2 separate regions of the Homo sapiens genome follow, and region 2 is linked to region 1. A link is an interaction called in ENCODE POLR2A ChIA-PET data of the cell type or tissue named here. Cell type or tissue: HepG2. All regions are shown on one strand. Links, peaks and the distances in the headings refer to the core of each region. The heading gives the core; the rest is flanking DNA.

What was found. ChIA-PET counts read pairs that join two places held together with the same protein. Peaks named below come from ENCODE experiments on the same cell type or tissue, not always from the same donor. Only the 100,000 strongest peaks of a DNase experiment are listed, where the experiment ranks them.
Region 2: POLR2A ChIA-PET joins it to region 1 with 7 read pairs; 5 of 35 experiments call an interaction of 5 or more read pairs at or near these places.

The regions. Positions count from the first base shown.
Region 1 is chr5:73,674,670-73,681,360 of GRCh38, forward strand. The region is part of intron 1 of ARHGEF28 (Rho guanine nucleotide exchange factor 28); the gene reads left to right. Among named protein-coding and RNA genes, the nearest start is that of ARHGEF28, 52 kb to the left of the region's middle. In HepG2, for the core only: no CTCF peak of the experiment used is centred there; a DNase peak (open chromatin) is centred at 3,932; H3K4me3 peaks cover 363 bases.
Region 2 is chr5:73,725,508-73,732,198 of GRCh38, forward strand. The region is part of intron 2 of ARHGEF28 (Rho guanine nucleotide exchange factor 28); the gene reads left to right. Among named protein-coding and RNA genes, the nearest start is that of ARHGEF28, 100 kb to the left of the region's middle. In HepG2, for the core only: a CTCF peak has its summit at 3,910; a DNase peak (open chromatin) is centred at 3,964.

The DNA of each region.
Region 1 (6,691 bases), core at 1,147-6,146:
GACTAAGGGAAGATTAGAGGATTGGGATTTTCAGCTCCACCCCCCAACCTCTGGGGAGAAGAGAGGGGCTGAAGACTAAACTGATCACAAATGGCCAATGATGCAATGAGTCATGCTTATGTAATGAAGCTTCCTTAAAAACCTAAAAGGACTGGGTTCTTGGAACTACTGGATGGCAGAACACGTGGAGGTTCCTGGAGGGTGGCACACCCAGGGGAGGGTAGGGAAGCTCCTTGCCCTTTTCCACATGCTTCACCCTATGCATTTCTTCATCTGTACCCTTCGTAATATCCTTTATAATAAACCAGTACATGTAAGTGTTTCCCTGAGTTCTGTGAGCCACACTAGGAAATTAGTCAAACCCAAGGAGAGGGTTGTGGGATCCCTGATTTATAGTCAGTTGGTCAGAGCACAGGTGAAACAACCTGAGACTTGCATTGGCATCAGAAATGTGGGACAGTCTTGTGGGACTGAGTCCTCAACCTGTGGGATCTGATGCTATCTCCAGGTAGTATGGGAATTGGAGGACACCCAGCTTGTGTCTGCTGCAGAATTGCTTGCTTGCTTCAACAAGCAAGGAAATTCCCCATCCCCCTGCTGAAGCATGTTGTGAGATTATAGTAGAAGAAACTGTTTTTTTTCTACTGAGTGGGTCACAGGGATGTCCCTTAATGTGAATCTCCTTAAAATGGAGACCAACATTTCATAGGAAGCAGTGGTGGAAAAAAGACTTGCCTGAGGTTCCATTGTGTGAAAATGAAAATAAAGTATGAAAATAAGCAGCCGGGTGTGGTGGCTCACGCCTGTAATCCCAGCACTTTGGGAGGCCCAGGCAGGCGGATCACAAGGTCAGGAGATTGAGACCAACCTGGCGAACACTGTGAAACTCTGTCTCTACTAAAAATACAAAAAAATTAGCTGGGCGTGGTGACGGGTGCCTGTGGTCCCAGCTACTTGGGAGGCTGAGGCAGGAGAATGGCATGAACCCAGGAGGTGGAGCTTGCAGTGAGCCAAGATCGCACCACTGCACTCCAGCCTGGGTGACAGAGCAAGACTCTGTCTCAAAAAAAAAAAAAAAAAAAAAAGAAAATAAGCATATTTATAAAGTTTATATTTCAATTCCTTGGCTAAAAAGGAACATAGGATCATGGTTAGTGGTACAGGCTGCATTTGAACACCATTTTCTAACTATGTAGTCTTATGCAATTTTCTAACTATGTAGTCTTATGCAAATTATATTTTTCAATTTTGTGGTAATTCTAGGAATGGATAGAACGTGAACCGTGTGTGTGTCTGTGTGTGTAGTATATGATTAATTAAGGAGGGGGGTGTGAAATTTTCTGATCAAATTGATTGACTCCGCACCATACAATCTACCAGTCACATTTGATTTTCTTTTCTTTTTTTTTTTTTTTTTTGAGACAGAGTTTTGCTCTTGTCACCCAGGCCAGAGTGCAATGGTGCGATCTCGGTTCACTGCAATCTCCTTCTCCTGGGTTCAAGTGATTCTCCTGCCTCAGCCTCCTGAGTAGCTGGGATTACAGGCCCCCACCACCACACCCAGCTAATGTTTTTTTTTTTTTTAGGCAGAGTTTTGCTCTTGTTGCCCAGGTTGGAGTGCAATGGTGTGATCTTGGCTCACTGCAACCTCTGCCTCCTGGGTTCAAGCAATTCTCCTGCCTCAGCCTCCCAAGTAGCTGGGATTACAGGCACCTGCCACCACACCCAGCTAATTTTTTGTATTATTTTAGTAGAGATGGGGCTTCGCCATGTTGGCCAGACTGGTCTCGAACTCCTGACCTCAGGTGATCCACCCGCCTCAGACTCCCAAAGTACTGGGATTACAGGCATGAACCAACATGCCAGGCCTCACATTTGATTTTCAAAGCATGATTGTGAGGGTCATTTTTATTAGAAATACCCAAAAACTTCTTCCATTTTCTCAAGGAGGGGGAAGGTGCTCTTATTTCTTTAATATGGACACTGTTATCTTTGAGACCTTTGTCTTATCATGATTTTCTTTTTAAGTTGTTAATGGGTCTCTGCCACATTCTCATTTAACTTGACAAGGGTTCATTTAACTTGATAAGGGTACATTTTGAAGATCTGCCTCTAAAAAGTGAGTCTTTTTCCCTAGTTGGCAAGCTCTAAGTATTTTTCCCAGTAGTTTTCCTTCAGGCTTTGTAGAATTAGGCATGGCCTATGGTGTGTGGCAAGCTTATCAAGTAAAATTCTCATCGAACGATAGCTTCATATATAATTTCAGCAGTTCTCATGATACTATTCTTTATTAAAAATGCCATGCTTTAAAAAATGTTCTAAATGTATTGTAAGTTGATTTGTCTTTTATTTACACCATTCAGTAACAACACCAAGACCAATGCAAACAAACAGTATACACAAAATCTGTTCTCTCTAAATATGGAATGATTAGAGAATAGATGCCAGCATTGAGTGGAGTGGAGGGGAATAGAGAATGATCGGGGAGGCAGTTGCTTGCGTAAGCTTTATTTTCTAATATAAGCGTTCAGTTCATTTTTTGAGTATTTTTATCTGTAGATAGCATTGGCTTCTTCATATAACCTTGTAATGGCAGGGACTTGGAAAGGAATCGTTAAGTAACAAGGACTTCCCATATATTCCTTTCAAGGCTGCTATGAGGATCATCTGAGATGATAATTGCGGAATATTGAGCAAGGTGCCTGAGTATTACCTGTTAATTAGTTTTGTAAAAGGCACACAAACCAATGTTTATCGACATATTCAAAGACAAAATTAAAGTGATAGGTTTTATAGTCATTCTGCCTTAGAATATTTTATTTAGATGAAAAATGTGAAAAATTCAGAATTTCATAAAGTCAAGAATTGATATTTTTCCATGTAAATGTTATATTTACTTTCCTCTTTTATTAAAAACATTTTTAGCCTGTTTAAAATAGTCTAATACTTTTTTTTAGAGTTAACAAACAATAAAAGATATTTGGATATTATGTATTCCCCGTAAGTCTATAATACTGTATCTTGATGTTCTTTTTATAAGAGCTTCCCCCATTTGGGGAACAAACTTAAAAATTCTGGCTGTGTACTAAGGCCCCAAGTCATCCCCTGGTGTCTGCCAGCAAATGTTTGGAAATACTTTGGTTTTTTTATGTCCCAAGAAACATTTCTGGAAAATGTGGTACAATTTTTTTAAGTACTTGACTATGAAAAACTTGGTAATTGCAGATGAAGAACTCAAACTTTCACAGATAGAATGAAATATAGAGGGTGGCATTTATATAGTGAAAAGTGACAGCACATCAAGGACTTAAGCAGTTGTAACTTGCCTAGCAAATACAAATTTGTTTTATTATCAAACTTGGTGTGAAAGGAGGCACAGCATGGTTTAGCCATGTGGCTCTGCAAGTGAGCATGGAACTCAGTGCTCTACTGTGAAAGAGGAATTAACTTGGGGAAAATCCAAATGAGAATATAAAATTTTAAAATATATTTCAGTTTGAAGTTTCCTGGTTTTATTGAGTATATATTTGCTCCAGCATATTTTTTTCTACAATTAGTCTATGAAATTCTATAGGGCTTTTAGAAGGATTAGGACTGAGGGTGAGTACTGTGGTGACTTTATTTTTTTTCAAGGAGTGAAAAGTGGTTGCTCTGAAAAACAAAATTAATTGCTGTTCAAATGGTTTTTAAATTTCTGTACTGAAAAATGGCAAATGGTAGAGTAATGAATAATGAAATACAAGTTATTGGCTATAAAGTGAAATGTAAATAACATTGTCTAGCCCTTGACATTTCACCTTTTGCTGAGATCATAGTATAATCCAAATTTGAGGGAGGCCTTTGATACAGCTGGTTTCTTCTTGACTGAAAAGTGCAAAGCGTTGGCATCTGGGTCCTTCGTGAAGCTGTGTGATTCTGGACTTTGGACTGTAGTCCACTGTAGCCTGCCTTCTCACTGTGTAAATACATAACTACATGGGCTCCCGTGAGCTTGCCACACGCCACAGGCTATGCCTAATTCTACAAAGCCTGAAGGAAAAATACTGTGAAAAATACTTATAGCTTGACAACTAGGGAAAAAGGCTCACTTTTTAGGTGCAGATCTTCAAAATGTACCCTTATCAAGTTAAAAAAAAAAGGGGGGGAGTTAGCATGTACCCTATTTAATGTATTTATTTATAGTCATTTATAAATCATATTACTGTAACAATGTATATATATTTTGACTAGGGACAGGGTCTGGCTCTGTTGCTCAGACTGAAGGGCAGTGGTGCAGTGGCACGATCATACCTCACTGTAGCCTACAACTCCTGGGTTTGGGAGATCCTCCTGCCTCAGCCTCCTGAGTAGCTAGGACTACAGGCATGCACCACCGTGCCCGGTTAATTTCAAAATTATTTTTGTAGAGATAGGGTCTTGCTATGTTGCCCAGGCTGATCTCAAACTCCATGACATGTTCTCTTTGGAAGATTAAATAAAAAAAGTTAGAAATCTCTTTCTCCAAAAATTTACAGAATGCCATGTGAGAGCTTTTGTAGGTAGCAAACTTTAAATGATTTTTTTGCAACAAAAGCAATGGAAACATGGACAGATACTCTTTCAAAATGTTGTTACTGGCTGGGCATGGTGGCTCATGCCTGTAATCCCGGCACTTTGGGAGGCCAAGGCAGGCAGATCACCTGAGGTCAGGAGTTCGAGACCAGCCTGGCCAACATGGCAAAATCCTGACTCTACTAAAAATACAAAAATTAGCTGGGTGTGGTGACACACACCTGTAATCCCAGCCATTTGGGAGGCTGAGGCAGGAGAATCATTTGAATCCAGGAGGCAAAGTTTGCAGTGAGCTGAGATCACGCCACTGCACTCCAGCCTGGGCCACAGAGCGAGACTCTGTCTCAAAAAAAAAAAAAAAAAAAAGTTCTTACTATGGCATGTACTATCTATATCTGTAATCTGTTTCTTTTGAAATACATTTTCTCTTTCACTTATTAAAATATCACTTTTTTTTCTGAAATGGCAGGTCAAAAAAAGAAAAAGAAAGTATTACTTTTTTCTTGAAGGAACAGGCTAATTGAAAAACCAGTAGGTTTATAGCACTTCTATTTTTGTAAGAGAAAATTATGTAGTACATGTTTAAGTTTGACAACTTTTTAAAGTACTTTGCCACAATATAACCAGCACGTCTCAATGTAGTATAGATTTTTATGGTTACTTCGCATCTCATTACATAAATTGCAAAGATTTGACCACATTGGAGTTCTTATTTCCACAAAATTAACCATGTTGATTGATTAATGTCCCATAGAATATTTTGTGCTTTTGGCTTCAAGTTCTTTGTTGCAGAACCTTGCTCATGAATGACAAAGTGAATGAGTCTTGTGTGTGGTGTTTTTAAAACTTCTTATAAGAGCAGCTGCCTTACCAGTGGTTGTACTTGAACAGTTTTCGATAGAACACTATTTTTTATTAAAAAAATAATTCACAGCTGGGCACCATGGCTCACACCTGTAATCCCAGCCCTTTGGGAGGCTGAAGTGTGTGGATCACCTGAGGTCAGGAGTTCAAGACCAGCCTGGTCAACATGGTGAAACCCCATCTGTACTAATAATACAAAAATTAGCTGGGCGTGGTGGTGGGCATCTGTAGTCCCAGCTACTCAGGAGGCTGAGGTAGGAGAATTTCTTGAACCTGGGAGGCAGAGCTTGCAGTGAGCTGAGATTGAGCCACTGTATTCCAGCCTGGGCAAGAGAGTAAGACTCCATCTCAAAAAAAAAAAAAAAAAAAAAAAAAAAAGGGATTCACTCTTCAGAATATGTCTCCATATTCTCACTTAAAATGATGGGTTTTGGATGGGAGGGGAGTGAGGGATAAAAGACGACACATTGGGTACAGTGTACACTGCTCGGGTGATAGGTGTACCCAAATCTCAGAAATCACCACTAAAGAACTTATCTATGTAACGAGACACCACCTGTTTCTCCAAAAACCTATTGAAGTAAAAAATAAAAATTAAAAAAAAATTTTGAGTATATTTTATCAGATAAAATCTAGCAAATACCACAAGTTGAGTTGTGAAAAACATCTGTACTTTTTTCTAAGTGTACAGCAAACTTCTTGCACAATTAAATTTGCTCTAATAGACTTGTTTCTTAAAATATTCAACAGTCTTCAATAGTTTTACTCATAAAGAAATTCCTTTTATCTTTTTTTTTCTTTAGAGATGGAGTTTTGCCATGTTGCCCAGGCTGGTCTCAAACTCCTGGGCTCAAGCGATCCACCTGCCTCGACCTCTCAAAGTGCTGGGATTACAGACATGAACCACCAAGCCTGGCCAAGGAATGCATTTTAGTTTGCTGCTTTATTTCTCTGTATTCTTTCAGCTATTTTTTTTTAGCTTCCACATTTCCTATAGTAATGCATTTTTTTTTTTTTTTTTGGCTATTAAGTGGAAATCCCAAAGTACTGGGATTATGTACAAAAATACATAAGGATCTTCTAATTTTATCATCAAGTTAAGCAAATTTTGTGAAAGACTGGAATTGTATAAGGCATGACTATAAACATAGATGACAAATTGCTAATATCTTGAAGTGCAGCAGACATTTAAGGTGAGGATCATAGTATATGCTAGTGGATATAAATTAATTTTTTAAATGCCTTCTTGATAATTTAGAATTTTGGAAGGATCAAC
Region 2 (6,691 bases), core at 1,090-6,089, 51 kb after region 1:
CATTATTGTCCTTTACTTTCATAAAATAATTTATACTAATCTTCTTAAGTGAAATTAAGGTTAGGGACTATCATGTTAAATAACCAGCTAATCACTAAAAATCTTTTTTATTTTCTTTTTAATGCTGCATTAGTGGTTCAAGTGAGGTCTCTGTTTTGAGAGAATCAGTAAGTTGGCTGTTTTCGTTGGTATTTGGGAAAGCTAGGGATATGCTTGGGGTGTGGTGTAATTCATTCACATGCCTGATTTGTAAAGCCAGGTCTATCTTCCTGATTTTCTGAAGAATAGGCTCATGACATTTGACTGGACAATGAGGAAGAGTAGAAAAAGGGTCTGAGAAGAGTTTAAAGATTTGGCTACTATTTTGGATGTCTGGAAACTTTTTCTTTACCTAAGTATCAACCCTTTATTCTTTCAGGGCTCAACTGCAAGACATACATTTCTGAATTAAGAGAGCATTAACAATAAAATTCCTGTCAGGGTCAATTGTTAAACTAGCAGTCAAGGTGACTGACTTGGGCAGTATGTAACTTGTGCAGTTTCCCCCTGTGTTGAGTGGTTTTAATCTAAATTTTCCTATTAGCCTGAGTTTGGTTGCAAAGACCATATCCCTAAAAGTTTAAACCAGGGGAGAAAGTGTGTGTGCATATGTGTGCCTGTGTGTGCACAAATACCCCTCAGTGAAAAGCTCACTGCCAGCCCAGAACAGAGTAGGGTTCAGTCTTCAAAATGACAAGGAAGTCCTTTGGAACTTCTGGGCACTGCACTCCCTGTCTGCCAGGTATGACTAGCCAAACTGCAAACAAAATTCAAGTTACATAGATACCAGTTTGCTGTCTTGTTTACTGACATGTTTTATCTAAAACCAAGCTGTAGCAGTTACAAAAAAATAATTTATTTTCAAAGAGTTGATTTAGAGCTTAGCTTTGGTTTTATTTTTGCTAGGGAAGCATTTAAAGAGAATCTAAAATATGCTATCCAGCTAACTAAGATATAGGGAGTTTTAACAGAAAATTGATTGGCCCACAAATAGGTAAATTAGTTCGGTGCAAAAGTGTATCAATACAGTATACGATGAACTTACTAAGCACAGTGTAAGTTGCTAGGAATAAGGCCATCCAGAATTCTATGCTGAATAGCGTTTCAGGGTGACTTTGTATTTTGGCAACATATCCCAGACAGTTAGTGGAAATGAGAGAACATGTTTTATTTAATTTGTACTTTGGTACCTTTTATGTGAACGAGGCATGTTTAAGCACTTAATGTTGTCACCAGCCTTTTAAAACTATCTTTTTTTCCCGCTGCCCAACTGTAGTTTCCCTTCAGTGTTGAGTGGTCGTAATCTAAACACATTAAGTTTTTGTCTTGTTCTTTCTGCAGAGATAGAAAGCTGGGTCTGAAAATAAAAGCAGAGCTTTTATACAAGGAGGTCAGTGTTTGTACTCAGAAAAGAAAGTATGTAAACCAGATTTCTAATGGTTTTTATAACTGTTCTGAATGACATTGGCATTTAGAGATTGGAAGCTTTTAAAATTCTTTGCTTAATATTTTTCCTCTGCAAATATTTTTCTTCATTACCTGTCCTCATGTCAGTTTTCTTCCTGTCATGATCATTACAAAGTCCATTTTGGTATCCATGTGAATTGGTATAATTGGAGCCGGTGAAATTCAGATTAGGCATCAGGAAGAACTTTCTGAAAAGCCAGAACTGTGGGAATACTAAGAAGATGGGCAAGTTTCTTCTTAGAAACATATAAAGAAACATTTTAAAAGTGATCTTCTTGGGGAGTTTGTCTCCTTGCTTAGACCTGAGGGGGTGAGTGAAATAATCTTTTGTGACCACTTTCACTTTGTGCTTTTGTGATTCTCTGAATATACATATCCACTGTAAGTTTGAATGATTTTTATCATGGAATCTTATGTGTAGCAATTCCCTCTAATGACAGGAATAGATGGTCATCTACTCTCCTTAAGCTCTTCTAATGGTGACAAGAACCCACTTTCCTGGATAAGGAAGAGAGTCCATATTTGGACAGTTCTACTTGCTATAAAATAATTTTTAACTGTGGCCTAAAATCTGCCTCTGGTAATTCTCTCCACTTGCTCTTGGTTCTGTCCCCCTGAGACATTGTGTAGTAACTCTGTTTTTTCTTGGATATCATCCTTTAAGACTTTGAGAACAGCTGTCATATCCTCTCGTTAAGTGTCCTCTTTGCCAGAATAAATCCCTGATTTCAAAAGCCTTTCTTCTCATAGTGTGGCCCTCAACATCCAGTTAAAATGCAGTGCCTCTAATTGAACAGAATCCCTCAGCAGGCCATGGCCAATGCAGAGGACCATGGGGTCATCACCTTCCCTGTTCTGCCTACTGTCCTTCAGTCTCAGGTAGTCTGAGTTCATTTTGGGTGACTGTATCAAACTGCTGCCCCATCCTGAGCTTACTGCTGTCTGAAATCTCTAGGTCCTTTCCACGTCAATGCTATTTATCTGGTCCTCTTGCATCCTGTGTTGTGCTGCTGAGTTTTCTTTAACTTAAGTACAGCATTTTCATTGTTAGTTGGTGAAGTTCGTCTTGTTAGTGTTGGTCCTGTTGAGGTCTTTCTGAGACTTGATTCATCCTGACTGACCCTTCCAACTTTGCTTCTACCATTGGTAAATTTGATAATGATATCTATGCTGTCATTGAAGCCATAAGTAAACATGTAGAACAAAGTAGAGCATTGCTTGTCTTGTGGAAAGCCTTCTTATTTTTAAAATGATAATTTCTTTGTTTCATCCCAATGTAGTAAAGAAATGGTCAGGCTAGTGGCTGATTAAATGGGTCACAACTGGTGGCTTCCCTTTGTTGTGCCCCTACAGACCTTCACTCAAATTCTTAGCCTTGCAAGTCTGAAAACAAGTTTTCTTTCAAGTCAGATGTGCTATCTAAATCAAGTGTTGGAAATTGCTTTGTAAAAAGGGTTTAAATTATGAAATATTGGAATCATAGAGAATAGTACAGCAAGTAATATAACAAAGCCCTCTTTTAACTTATCACCTATAGTTAAGACAAGTCGAAAGGTTAATGTTTTTCCTTCTCGTCCAGAAAGCTAAAGAATGTTGTCAGCCACAGAGAGATGTTGTGGCACCCTGTACTAAATACACGGTACTGAATGTTCTGGCCAAAGAGAAAACGTTTCTCATTGGAGAACCCTGATGAGATCAGCCATTGAGAGTGCTGCCAAACGACTCCAGGTTGAGTAGGTTCTGCAAATCATGTTGCTTTCTGTGGCTGCTCTTTCCAACATATATCTTGTGTTCCAAAGGAGCAGTTTTGGTGCAGGATAGTTGACCATAGGTGTGTGAACTTGCCCCAAGAAACAAAGGAAGACTACGGTGCTGGCATTAAAATGTGAGCTTTATAGCAGTTCAAGGGACAATCAAGAAAATAAATAACAAAGAAAAGCAGAAAATGGCAGAAAGCCCTGGATATGATAAGAGGCCTCATAAATATCACTGCAGTCTGAAGGGACTGACCCACAGTTGTGGATAGCTAGAGGCAATTCTTGGCTTCAAGGGATTTCAAGAACCTGTAAGGATTGCCAGTGTGTGTAGCTGCATCGCTGTGAGGACTTGGCTGTGAGAGTTTAAGAGACTGCCTGGCTCAGCCTCCTGACAAGCTGTGTGATCTTAGGCAAGTTATTTAAGTGCTCCCTGCCTCAGTTTCCTCATTTGTCAAATGAGGATTATAATAGACACCTACCTCAAAGGACTGTTGTGGGATTAAACTGATCAACTGAAAGCTGTTAGAACTGAGATTGACAGGTTGGCTAGGTGATGATATGTGTTGCTCTAATCATGAGGATGACCATGTATAGTGCTGATTTTATTTTTAAGAACATATCCTCTGGGCTAAAGGAATGCTGCCTTAGGGGGAGCTGCAGTATTTACTCTATCTCCTGTGAAACAGAGTGAAACATTCATGTTTGCTGGCTGGATCTTGCCCCAAGGACAATGCTAAATAAATATTGAACAATTCTCATTCTTTAGATTTTCTGTTTCTAAAAGTCATTTAGATGGCCATACTTTTGTTTGTATTCTTCATCACAACATCACCCTTTATTTAAATACACAGAATGTGTTAGATTTCTCAAGTTTATTTAGTCACCGATCACATTTCAGGCGGGCAGCTTCTTTTGATATTATGGAGGCAGATACATATCTTTCCTCGATAAGGTGGGTAGTAAGTAGCTAATTTTACTCAAATTGTATAGACTATTTTTGTTAGTGTTAGAGAGTAGAACTTCACAAGTTGGGAGTTTGTCTTTTTGGCGCCTTTAAATACCTATGAACCAGTTACACACTAACTATTGTTTTAATCTTGAAATAAGAGCAAGGAGTAGATAGTAGATAGGCCTGAATTCGAGTCCCAGCTGTGACCTTCCAATTTGTACTATCTCACTTTCCCATTTATAAGGTGGGAATAACAAAACCTAGCTTGCAGTGTTGTGAGATTTAAACGTATTGCCAAATAGTGGTTTCCAGAGTTATTCAGTGAATATATCGCCATCTAATTCTGATCTAAAAACAGTTTTTCTAAGGTTCAAGTTTAAATGTAAAGCATTAACATGCATATTACTTATAGTTTGTGGTTAAGTTTATAGCTTATAGTTCTGTTTATAAATTTATAAAATGAATTTAATGAAATCTACTCAACTTATCCTCAAATGTAGAGTTTTTTAAATAGTAAACTGTCCCAGTCAGATATGTTGTATATATCTGTGACCCGCAGAGAAGTAGTTGGGGGTAAAAATGCTTCTTCCCCTGTTAAGAGGTGCTCGCAAGGCTAGGAGAATGACTGGTGATGGCCATGTAGGTGGTTAGATAGGTAGGGATGTCCTACTTATCTTGTTGGATTCCAGTGTTGCCTTGCATCGGTAGGCACCTTTAAGGCAAAATAAAGGAAAATATATTTCAGTAGACTGCTGACTTGATCATGTATGCAACCTATAATCAATATAGGTTCAAACTGTCCACCATAAGGAGGATTTTTTTTTTTTTTTTTTTTGTCAGGGTTTCATCTGTTGCCCAGGCTTGAGTGCAGTAGCACGATCACAGCTCGCTGCAGCCTCAGCCTTCCTGGGCTCAGGTGATCCTCCTACCTCAGGCCCCCGAGTAGTTGGGACTACAGGTGTGTGCCACCATGCCTGGCTAATTTTTGTATATTTTTGTAGAGACAAGGTTTTGCCATGTTGCACAGGTTGGAACTGTTTTGAAGGTTGATATTTTTAATGGTTTAAAATTTTAGATTTGAAAATGAAAAATTTATTCTCTAGTTTATCCTAAAAATTAAGTAGCTGTTTAGAATCTTTTGGTTTTTTACTTGCTCTGTGTTGAGTCTTTAATTAAACAGTTGAAAACTAACATCTTAGATGTCTTTGGGACAGTATGTACTGAGCTAGATTTTTTTTTTGCAATGATCAGATGAAATTCTTTAATTTTTTCTTCTTCTCTGCCTTTAAGCTAAAAAAAAAAAACCCTCTAATCTCTTATGCAGAAAAGTAGAAAATTCTTGATGTTCTCTGTGACAAGAATAATCCATTTTTAGTAACTGTGCTCAACCTAATTTAGCATGTGGGACTTCAATGGGAATGCGTTAGTTTCTGTGATTGTTGGGAAGATGTTTTTATTGACTTGGTAGTTATGTGTGCTTTCATTATGTGGTCAAAAGGTTTGGAGTTGTATAGTTTGGAAGGAGGGTATAACCAGTTAAAAAAACAAAATGCGGATCTGTGTCTATCTTGTCAGGAATGAGATAACTTAAGGGGTTGCTGTAACTTAAGGATTTCTTCAGTTAGACATATACCTTGAAAAACTCAAATCATCATAAGTTTTGGAAGCATGCCTTTGCTTGGCTATTAAAAAATTTGTTCAAAGAGAAGGGGTCTTATGTAATACATAGTGGCCATTTGGTTTTAAGGAAAGAATTGGGATACTGTGGCACAGTCATCAGGATATTTGACAAGTTACTGTGTCATAATGTACTTCCAGGGAAGACCCATAATTACTGTGTGGCCAGCAAACTTCTCTTTTAGTTGTTTTTGAAGGGATAGGGTGGTCATGGAATGAGAATTGCTTTCCTTTCTGCTAGGTAAATTTTAAAGTCATGTGTCTCTGGAAAGCTTTTTGTATTCATTACATGTGCTGGGGTTTTGGGTGATTTCAAGAGGCCCAGAGTAGACAGCATAATATTAATATAATCTACAGTGTCAGAAGTATGGTAAATTGTTAGAAATGGCATTTAAAATGATACAGTTTTTCTTTATTATGTAAACAGTTATTTATCAATGAAGCTGTTTTCTCCTAGCTCTTCTCATTTCTGAATTAAGGGACACTTGTAGAAGTACATCTAGCACTACATTTGGGGTAAAATTGTTGAGATTGAGAGGGAGAGGGTAGTGTGTGTGTGGTCAGCATAGCCTCCCCCAGTATCCACATCCCCCACCAGGAATATCACAATTTAGTGAACTTTTTTTTTTTTTTTTTTTAACAATTGATGAACTAACATTGACACATCATCATCATCGAAAATCTGTAGTTTACATTAGGGTTCACTCCTGATGTTGTATATTCTATAGGTTTGCACAAATGTATAATGATAAAGTATCCACCTTTATGGTATTACATAGAGTGTTTTCACTGCCCTGAGAAT